Regions from separate parts of the Mus musculus genome. Here region 1 is linked to region 2. A link is a loop called in an ENCODE intact Hi-C map of the cell type or tissue named here. Cell type or tissue: gastrocnemius. All regions are shown on one strand.

The links. Peaks named below come from ENCODE experiments on the same cell type or tissue, not always from the same donor. Only the 100,000 strongest peaks of a DNase experiment are listed, where the experiment ranks them.
Region 1: it touches region 2 in a loop (14-fold over the local background); 24 of 42 quality-filtered maps call a loop at or near these places.

What each region holds. Positions count from the first base shown.
Region 1 is chr4:106,223,628-106,228,627 of GRCm38, forward strand. No RefSeq gene overlaps it. Among named protein-coding and RNA genes, the nearest start is that of Gm12724, 11 kb to the right of the region's middle. In gastrocnemius, CTCF peaks have their summits at 2,061 (motif pointing left) and 4,053; DNase peaks (open chromatin) are centred at 2,036 and 4,008; H3K27ac peaks cover 792 bases.
Region 2 is chr4:105,149,152-105,154,151 of GRCm38, forward strand. It overlaps Gm29838 (a long non-coding RNA gene), which reads right to left. Exons shown (of 2, transcript XR_376486.3): 1 at 4,982-5,000; 2 at 3,972-4,492. Among named protein-coding and RNA genes, the nearest start is that of Gm29838, 5.0 kb to the right of the region's middle. In gastrocnemius, CTCF peaks have their summits at 1,276 (motif pointing left) and 2,949 (motif pointing right); a DNase peak (open chromatin) is centred at 2,956; H3K4me3 peaks cover 216 bases; H3K27ac peaks cover 1,675 bases.

The sequences.
Region 1 (5,000 bases), 1.1 Mb after region 2:
CGAATAGCATTTACTAAGAACCATGCTCAGGACCTTAAATTTGTTTCCTGTATCAACTCTTACAGCATCACTGAAAAAAAAATGGGTTTCTGGCACTTACAACCCACGAAGACCCAATTAGCACAGAGCATGAAGCCTCCAGGGCAGGGTTGCTTAATTCCTGTCTTCATGCTCAGCCTGGACCCTGGAGCATTCAGTAAATAGTTGTTGTTTTAATGTGGTTCTGTGGAGGAAACTGTGTAACTAGGAACATGTTTTAGAAGGTGAAGTGAGACATTAGTGTTAAGAGCCATATTGGGCTGACCTATGAGTGCTTTCAAGTCATAAGGATGGTTGAAAGTATGATGTCTGGACTTGTAGTCCCACGACCCACTGCACCTCTAGAGATCACGTTTTCCAAGAGCAGGTCTAGAGTAAATTTGAGGGGACTGTTTGGGGGAGAATCAAGGTAGAGAGAGAAGCTCCCATTTCGTGTTTTCCTTTTTTTACCAGGTAGGGAGAATCTTTTTCCCACTGATTTTCCTTAGAACTCCTTGGGCCATCCCAGTGTACGAACGTAGCATGGTGTCTTAGGGTTTTACTGCTGTGAACAGACACCATGACCAAGGCAACTCTTATAAAGGACAACATTTAATCAGGGCTGGCTTACAGGTTCAGAGGTTCAGTCCATTATCATCAAGGTGGGAGCAAGGCAGCATCCAGGCAGGCCTGGGGCTGGAGAAGCTGAGAGTTCCACCTCTTGTTCTGAAGGCAGCTAGGAGAAGACTGGCTTCCAGGCAGCTAGAATGAGGGCCTTAAAGCCCATACCCACAGTGACACACCTACTCCAACAAGGTCACACCTAATAGTGCCACTTCCCAGGCCAAGCATATTCAAACATCACACTTGACAATGAGGGTATTCATGGGGATGGCCCTAAGGTAAACCAGATGGCTACCAGAGGCAGATGCAGTTTCAGATTCTCCTCGTGTGTCAGTTGCCCATGGCTGCTAGAACAAATCACTGTACATTCAGTGGTAAAGCATCTAAAATTATGAATGTATGATCTCACTACTCAAGAGGCCCTAAGTCCAAAATTAACTTTCCTAGGCTGACTCAAGGCATTAGCGTCTCTGAAAATGCTAGGAAGAAATCAGTTTCCCTCTTTCTGAAGCCTGGATCTTCTTTCCGTCATCCATGGCCTCTATCCTGCCAGCCAGGAGTACAACATCTTCACATGCTACTGGGACCCTGCCTGTTGCCCCCTGCCTCCCTCCTGCCTCCATGCTCCCATCCCTTCACCTAACCTCCCTCCCTCATCCAGCTGGTAAAGACCTTTGTGGTTGCTTATAGCTCTGCTGGGATAGGCCAGATCCTTAAGATCTCATATTCTCACATCCCAAGTACTAAGTAGGGGGTTCCTGGGAACCCGTTATTCTAGCTAGCACACCTTGCCTTTTATGATTGCTTTTGAACACCTCCCTCCAGAACAAGGACAAAATGCTGATGAAAGGTGATTAGACAGAAAGTGCTGAGCATAAGCAGGAGGGCTCAAGTTTAAATCCTCACCATCCATGTTTTTTAAAAACTGTAGCTAGAGCCCAAGTACTATGTGGGGTGGAGACCAGAGGCTCTCTGGGGTTCATGGCTCACAGCCTAGCTCCAGGTACTGTGAGCAACCTTCTCTGAACACAGTGAGAAAACATAAGGTCAGACATCTAATGTCCTCCTAGAGCCTCCACATGTGAGTACAAGCACGCCACTTGCACACACAAATACATACATCGCGCGCGTACACACACACACACACACACACACACACACCCCAAAAGAAGAGGAAGTTCAGACTCTCCAAAGATTGGCCTTCCCGCTTCAACAGCATTGATTAACACGCAAAGATCCAGGGACGTCTAGCTCAAGCCTCAGGTCACTGTCCCTCTCCACAGCCCTCCACCGAGTTCTTAGGAAGAAACACACATGAAAATTTTGAAAACAAAACAAAAACATCAAACCTAAGCTAGGAGAATCGCTACTTCTTAGTCTAGCCAACAGCACCCCCTGGTGCCCAATAGCAGAATGAGGCATAAGGGCTGCAGCTGGGGGAAGAATGAAGGGTCTTTACCTGCTGGCCAGGAGACAGAGACAGCATAGGCTCAGGCCAGAAGACAGAGCTGAGGCTGATACCAGGCAAGAGCGGCATTTTCAAACTTCCCAATTAAGTCTATGCCTAACAGTTCAACAACACAGCAGACACCGTCAGAAGTCCCTTTGGTCCTGAGGATTTAAAAATGCCTAAGGTAGGACAAACTCTACTCAGAACGCGTCTAGACTAGGCTATGAACGCTAGAAAAGAGACTAGCCCCAACTAGCAGCTGTGTGCTGCGAGGCTCATAACTCGCCCCCTCTGTGCCAAGTTTCTCATCAGTAAAACACAGATGACCAAAAGTCTCTGGGTTAAGAGAATTAATATACAACCCATGTAAAGCACTCAATAGGGTAGTAGTTTGAATTTTTTATTATGGTTGGTTTTAATGTCGCCTTCTACATTAGAATCACCTTGAGTAGGAAGCCAAAATCCAGATTGCCTTGAATGATGGGAAAACCCGCTCCAGTGTGTGCATCTTCCCGGAGCATCCTGGGTAAAGGGGCGTGGCAGAAGGAAGAGCGGCCCACCTTTTGCTCCTTGGCCTCCCCTCCTGCGCTGAGTAAATTTGCCTGTTGTTGGAGATGATTCTTTTGTCTTCTCAGAACCCGAGTCTGCAAGCTCTTACTACAGACAAGGGACCAGCGGTTCTCCAGAAACCTTTTGCGTTTCCAGAACCAGATTAGGGACCCCTGAGGTACCCAGCCTTTTAGTCTGAGCAGCCTCTGTGGGGCTACTCCAACTGCTGAGGCACGAGCCTCACGGACTGCATTTTCAGCTCTGTAGCATATGTCTGCTGGTGCTATTATTTTAAAACTGACTTCACGAATTCGCGTTTTTTTTCATCCTACTTGTTCCATTCCTCCAGAGAACCCTGACAATTACAATTACAACTGCAGAAAGAGTTGGGGGCTGACTGGGGATACAGAGATGGGAAAATGGATAACATACATACTGACATTCACCTGTCACTGCTTGCTAGCCCCAGTGAGTGATCTGCCAGATTGAGACAAACCTTCTAAATTCTCCTCAGTGTCATTCATTAGTAGAGAAGGGGACACAGGGCCATGCAAACTCCCTTTAGCATCTTCCATTTAAAGAGCCTCGTTGGCGGAGCCACGGCAGAGCTGGAAACAAGTGCAGTTTGCGTGAGGCTCTTTAGCAAATGCAAGCTTGCTTGGCTGTTACCGGGTACAGTGACTTGTGCTGTGGTCTTCTCTGGCCAGGATTCCTGGATGTTATTGTACGTGAAAACCTCTGTGGGCCAGATAACCAGAGTGACGTTGTAATAAACATCATAAATAAATTGATGGAGCCCTGACAGACTTCAGGCTGTAGCTTGGTAAGCTTATTTCAGCCAGCCCCATAGATATTGTACGAGGCAAACATTTTAAACCCCACTCCTCAGATAGGAAGACTGAGGCTTAAGGAATTTTCTATCTTGCCCAAGGAAAAACCAATATTAGGAAAAGAAAAAGAAAGAATTCATACTCAAATCTGATGCCAATAAGTTTGACCAGTGAGGCTGCTGCTTAGTGTCACATGTCCATAACTTCAGGAAGCAGATCCCATTTCCGCACACCCGTCAGTCACAGCATTAGCAAGATGACCTGTCCACTTAGGGACCTCCGTACTAAGGCAAAGGTCGCCTGGCCACCATTCACTGGTGAACTTATGCAGGTGGGTTACATGCCTCCTCTGTCTGGGTTTCGTGCTCGTAAGTCATTCTTGCAATATGCCATTCCTGCAAGAAGCCAGGAAAAGCCCTCTGAAGGGTGCTCCTGCTCTCCGAAGCATCGTTAGCATGTACATTCCCTCGTCCAGCAGGGAAGTAATGTGCTACTGGCACTGGCATAATTGAAGACGAAACTACCGGACATGGAGCGGGGCAAACACTACTTCTTAGCCTAGCCAACAGCACCCCCCAGTGCCAAGGAACAGGAAGGGGGCAAAAAGAGTAATAAAGCTACAAGTTTTCACATGTGAAAATTGAAAAACTCAGAAATAACCTTCAGGAAGAACCCCCAACATTTATTATACTTTATACCCAAAGGGATTATGGGTGGCCAACAATCACTATAAACAGTTATCCAAACAGGGCACAAAAATTTATTTCATGAAGATTTAAGCAATCAAAACTATCTAGTTTTAGGAACACATTCATCCTTTCTTGTATCTTTCCCATCAAAAAGGAAAGCACTCCTTTTATGTTATTAGTTACAATAATATGACATCAAGTGTCATACACTATACATAAATTGATGGGATCGAATAGCAGGTTGCTACCATTGTTGCTGTAAAAGAGCTACTGAAAATTAGGAGTTGTTTGTTTGTTTGTTTGTTTGTTTGTTTGTTTGAATTGCTGAACAAAGGCAAGGAGCAGGTGTGTGGTGTGAAGTGACCAGCAGGGTGAAGCTCAGGACCTGGCTTAGAAGATGGGACACGGGGAGACTGAAGCCACAGGGAAGATTACCAAGGAGTTCAGAAGAACCCAGGAAGAGTCATGGGTCTCCGTCTCAGTGTCTCGGGAGGGACACAGGAACCTTGCTCCCTGTCCCTGCTGTTCTTCAACCTTCCACTAAGCTGACCTATCTTCCCAGGGCTTGTGTGTGTGTGTGTGTGTGTGTGTGTGTGTGTGTGTGTGTGTGTGTGTGTGTGTGAGGTGTGTGTCTTAAATTCTCTGCCAGATTTTTAATTAGGGTTATTCTGCAAGGCAATTAATCCTCCTGGTCCCCTCACTATGGAGCGCTAATTCTAAAGCAATTAACCAACCCTTGAAACTGAGAAATAGGACATCTTCCTTTGCCAAAGGCTGTTAGGGAAAGGCTGTCTTCCGGGAGAGGCTAGGCACGGCTTCTGCTGTGCTTGACTAAGTTGC
Region 2 (5,000 bases):
GCACATATAGCCAGGTTGCACAATGAGGCTCAGTGAATAGCTGTCGAGTCCGAGACTAGAAGAGATTTGATTCAATACAGGAGCATAGAGAAAAGGGCCAGGGCACACGCATGTCATAGTTGCACAAGGTATGGTGATCGTTTGATACCCAGAAACAAAAGTACTGACCTTTGACCCACATCCCACTCAAAACTCAATACCAGAGGGATTATAGACAGCACAAGATGGAGACAATACAACTAGCAGAGTAAAACAAAGGGGATGTAGTGCCTTAGGCAGAGAGTTCTTACATTGGTACAAGGCATTAATGATAAAGCGATGGATAAACTGGTACTCATTAGAATGAAGAACCTAGGTTTATAAAATACACTGGAACTTGGCAAGTTATGGACCAGCAGCTAAATTAAGCCTGCCACATCCCAGCGAGCAGCTTGTGAAGTAAGAATAGTTTTTCTATTTTTATGTAGGTGAAGAAATCGGAAGATGGTATTTCGTAATATGTGAGACAAGAATGACATTCTACTTTAGCGTCCATAAATTGGATTGAAACATAGCCCAACTCACCCGTCAAGCTTCCTCAATGGAAGACGTTCTAACTGCTGTAGTAGTACCGTGGGAGAGTTGGCTAATTGACACAGAGATCATACACCCTGCAAAGCCTAAAATAGCTACTATTTGGCACTGTTTAGAAAAATTCTGCTGACTTCTAAAATGTAGAATCAAGAAAGTACAAGGATAAGTTACAGATAGGGGAACTATATCCTCCATAGAGAAGATATATAATCCCTAAGAAAACATTTAAAGGAGGGACAGACACCTTGAATATGCATCTAACTAAAGAATATAGACAAATGTCTATTGAGCACATAACACAGTGCTCTTTAGAAAAATGCCTATTAAAACCACAGTGAAATACCCATATATACCCACCAGAATGGCTAAACTCCAAAGGTCTGACAATATCACATGCTGAAGACACAGCCAGGTAGAGTATGAATTGGTGTAGCTATTCTGAAACACTCTGGAATAGTATTTATTACATGGAAATACAGTTATCCTGTGCAGGTTACCTAACTGAACAAGAATATCCCTCCTGCAAGATGTGTGCAAGGGGGGGGGGGGGGCTCATTAGCAGCCTTATCTATGACATATTACAAATAGAAATAACCCAATTTGGGCTGGAGAGACGACTCAGTGGTTAAGAGCACTGATTGCTCTTCCAGCGGTACAGAGTTCAATTCCCAGCAACCACATGGTGGCTCACAACCACCTGTAATGGGATCTGATGCCCTCTTCTGGTGTATCTGAAGACAGCTATGGTATACATATACATATAAAATAAATAATTCCTAAAAAGAAAGAAAGAACCCAATTTAAACAAGTAAGTTATGACCAATCAGGAAGTAAGACAACATAAAGTAAGTGAAAAAAGAATGACGTATAGCACCAGGCGTGGTGGCGCACACCTTTGAACCCAGCACTCGGGAGGCAGAGGCAGGTGGATTTCTGAGTTCGAGGCCATCCTGGTCTACAAAGTGAGTTCCAGGACAGCCAGGGCTATACAGAGAAACCCTGTCTCGAAAAAAACAAACAAACAAAAAATGACGTATAGCTCCACAAAAGAATTTGGATGGTCCTTTCAGACATCATATTGAATAAGGTAACACAGGGACATTATCCTCATGTATACTGGATACTGGTTGTACGAGGTTCAACTTTGGTGAAGGATCATTAATTGGGAAGTGGCTAGGGAAGCGATTGAGGTGTTTGATTTGGATGTAGTTCGTGGCCAGGCACATATTTATATAAAAGCTACTAGTGTAAGAATAACAAGTCAACTTAAAGGCTCACAACTAATTACTCTCACAGCATAGCACAGGTGCATTTTTCTACAACCAAAGACTTAGACGTGTGAAAGATCAACCAGGATGTGTGTGAGGTAGAAATGTGTTGTGTCTGTTTCTGTGCACTTAAGCTGTGACACACCTTTCCAGCCACGCTGTACAATCATGGTTTGTATGCACCGTGGGCCTTTCTCTTGTGCCCCTGTGTCGAATCATGACTCCTCTCATCATGACTGGTGCTTGAAGCCTTGTCATTTTACATGTGAAGCACACACTTTGATTTATGTCTGAGATTATCGTCTGTCCTAAGAAAACAACCAATGCCTATAAAGGATGCAACCCCAAGCTCTGGTACGTTTATCCTCGAGTCCTATGGGGAGTCCTAACACAGCACGGGTGCTCAGAAAACCATGGTTGGTGGTGAAACAGTGATAAAATACATGTATGTATACAATGAGTAATTATGCACGCAGAAATGCAGTGAGTGTGCCTATTTGTGAATTCATTGGTCACATGGACACACATGTGCACACGATCATCCACCACTTCCTCTCGGACAAACACAAATAAGCAGTCACGTCAGGAACACTTATCTTTCTCCTTATATGTTTGACAGAAGGCAAAGGTTATTCAGTGTTGGTTACTGATTAAAATCTTGATGTCTCCTCTCTTCCTGGGTTCAAGTCTGGGACTCAGCCCTTGGCCACCTTCAGCGGGTTTCTTCACCTCTCTGTGCTTAGCAATCTCATTTTTAACATGGAAAAAATTTGCTCCTGTGGTTGTTTAGAATTTAAGATGAGTTCATGGGTATTATAGCCAGATGCTTAAAGGCTCCATGAAGGTAGGAACTAACCTGGTCATTTGCTGGTTTAGTCTGTTTGACTCACCACAACATCCCTAGTTCCTGGAAGTGTTAGGAGCATACATAGCAGACATCCTTTAGATATCTAGCAAATGAATAACCAGTATCCCAATCTTCAAAACCTACCTATTCTTCTTGCTTGCCCATTGTTCATACATCACAGAATAATTCCAGCCATTCCTCAGTCTCCAATTGCAATTTACTCCTGGTATCGTATGAGCATTTTCCCGCAGTGTCACAAGGTGGCAGCATGAGTCTCCTTTTGAGAGAGCAGAAGGCTGCTTTTACCCGTGTCTTGAACAAGCTTGGCAGTGCCTTCATTTACTAGTTTCTCAAGTAGGCCTGCACCCCTGGCTTTTGTTTTTGCTTCCAGTACTAACTGTGTGGAGAAGGTAACGTTTTCTCTTCGCAGCTCTAACTTTGAGCTAAAGAAAAGAGTACTGTTTGTAGAGAGGCAAGAATGCTAATGTGATTCCAAAGTTGTCTCACAGCGACCCGGTTTGATATTCCAAAACTCTCCTCCTATAACAACAACCTGCCTGACAAATGATGGACACAGATCTCTTGTCTCAGAGACATGATGTCAAACGACATTGTGATCTTACCATCCTGCAAGAAACAACAAACCAATTAAAGCCGCGTTTCCTAACAAAAACAAAGGGAGGCCAGTTCTGCAAGAGAGCTCGCAAAGCCTTCTGGGGGAACCGCTGGGCGGAAGCAGAAATCTCTGAGCATCTTCCAGAACGGGGTCTGGTGGGATGAAGACAATCTTGATTTAGAAATGAACAAATCTGGCTTCAAACAGGACTTCAGGATTCTCCTTACCTCAACCTAAGCAAGCTCTCCTCCTTCCAAGATTCGGTTCCTGCCTTTTTGTTTGTTTGGTTGGTTGGTTTTTGTTTTGTTTGTGTTTGTTTCGAGACAGGGTTTCTCTATGTAGCTCTGGCTGTCCTGGAACTCACTTTGTAGACCAGGCTGGCCTCGAACTCAGAAATCTGCCTGCCTCTGCCTCCCAAGTGCTGGGATTAAAGGCATGTGCCACCACTGCCTTTCTAAAGCAAGCATAACACTCTCCTGCGTTCAGAGGAAAGGAGAGACATTTTTCTGTAGCGTGTACAGCATGGCCGACTTTGCTCTGCATGAGCTAATGTGAGAATCGCTTTCACTTTATCTGTTAGAAAACTGGTTCCATCCAGTTGAATAGGCTTGCCCAGATTTTCCCATCAGTAAAATAGGGCTAATGAGTACTGAAGTCACAAATAGTATTCATTTAATGCATTGTTTATTATGTTTGCAGTGCTGGGGCCAACTGAAGGCTTCCAAACATTCATTTGCTTATTGTGAACCACGTGGTTTCAGGTGTGTTCTTTTAGTTTTCAAAACTTCTTGGAGTCTTCCACAGAAGAAAAAAAAAATGACCTACCTCATTGAAAAGTTTCAAGGGAAGTAGAGTCTGGGCTGGTTCCTCTGTTTGCATCAGCAGAGACCAGATTTTCTGACCCACATCTCTGCTCCTTCCTGCTTTGGCCAAGGAGGATAAGTATGGAGTTACACAAGATATCACATTCAGTGTTCACAGGGGCAAGCCAGCAGCTTTGAGTAGTACATGCTGGAGGAGGTAGAGTGGCTCGGCTTTGAAGAACCTGGATAAACCGGCACTCTCTAGCCAAACTATGTCTTCTTAATTTTCACAACTTAAAACATGGACTCTGGCTTTTTGAGTACAACTCTGTAGTGTCGTGGCTGCTACTCTCTTCCTTCAAACACTTCCAGAGCCAATTCATATCTGTTCTTCAAAAAAAATAAAAATGATTAATTAGGTATTGGGGGTTAAACTGATTAAGTAGATATTAGGGGAGAGAGAGAGAGAGAGTTATGAGGTAACTGAGAGATCCTAGAAATGAAGGCTATTAAACCTCTTGGGAGGGATCGGTTATTTGAGAATGACATGTTGCCACACATACGAAGTTACTCTTAGAAGGGCGTTTATCCCTGCTGATGTGATAGTTTTTACACAGCCATGCTAGTGAAGTGGCTGTCATTTTAATGTGTGAGTTTTGGTAAGCTATGTTTACCAGGAATTTTAATGACTTAATGACTTTGAAATGACACCATTGTAAACTATCATCAGACTGGCTTCACTGAGGTTTATTTGCTGGTAAAATGGCTCAGCGTCAGGTGTAAAGCTAAGGAAAGGGAGGACAGGACAAGGGGGACAAACTAGAATGAGGAAAAAGAGTAAAGTCAAAAGGTTTTCGGCTGTCTGGGGCCTTACCTGCTCTCGGTTGGACGGG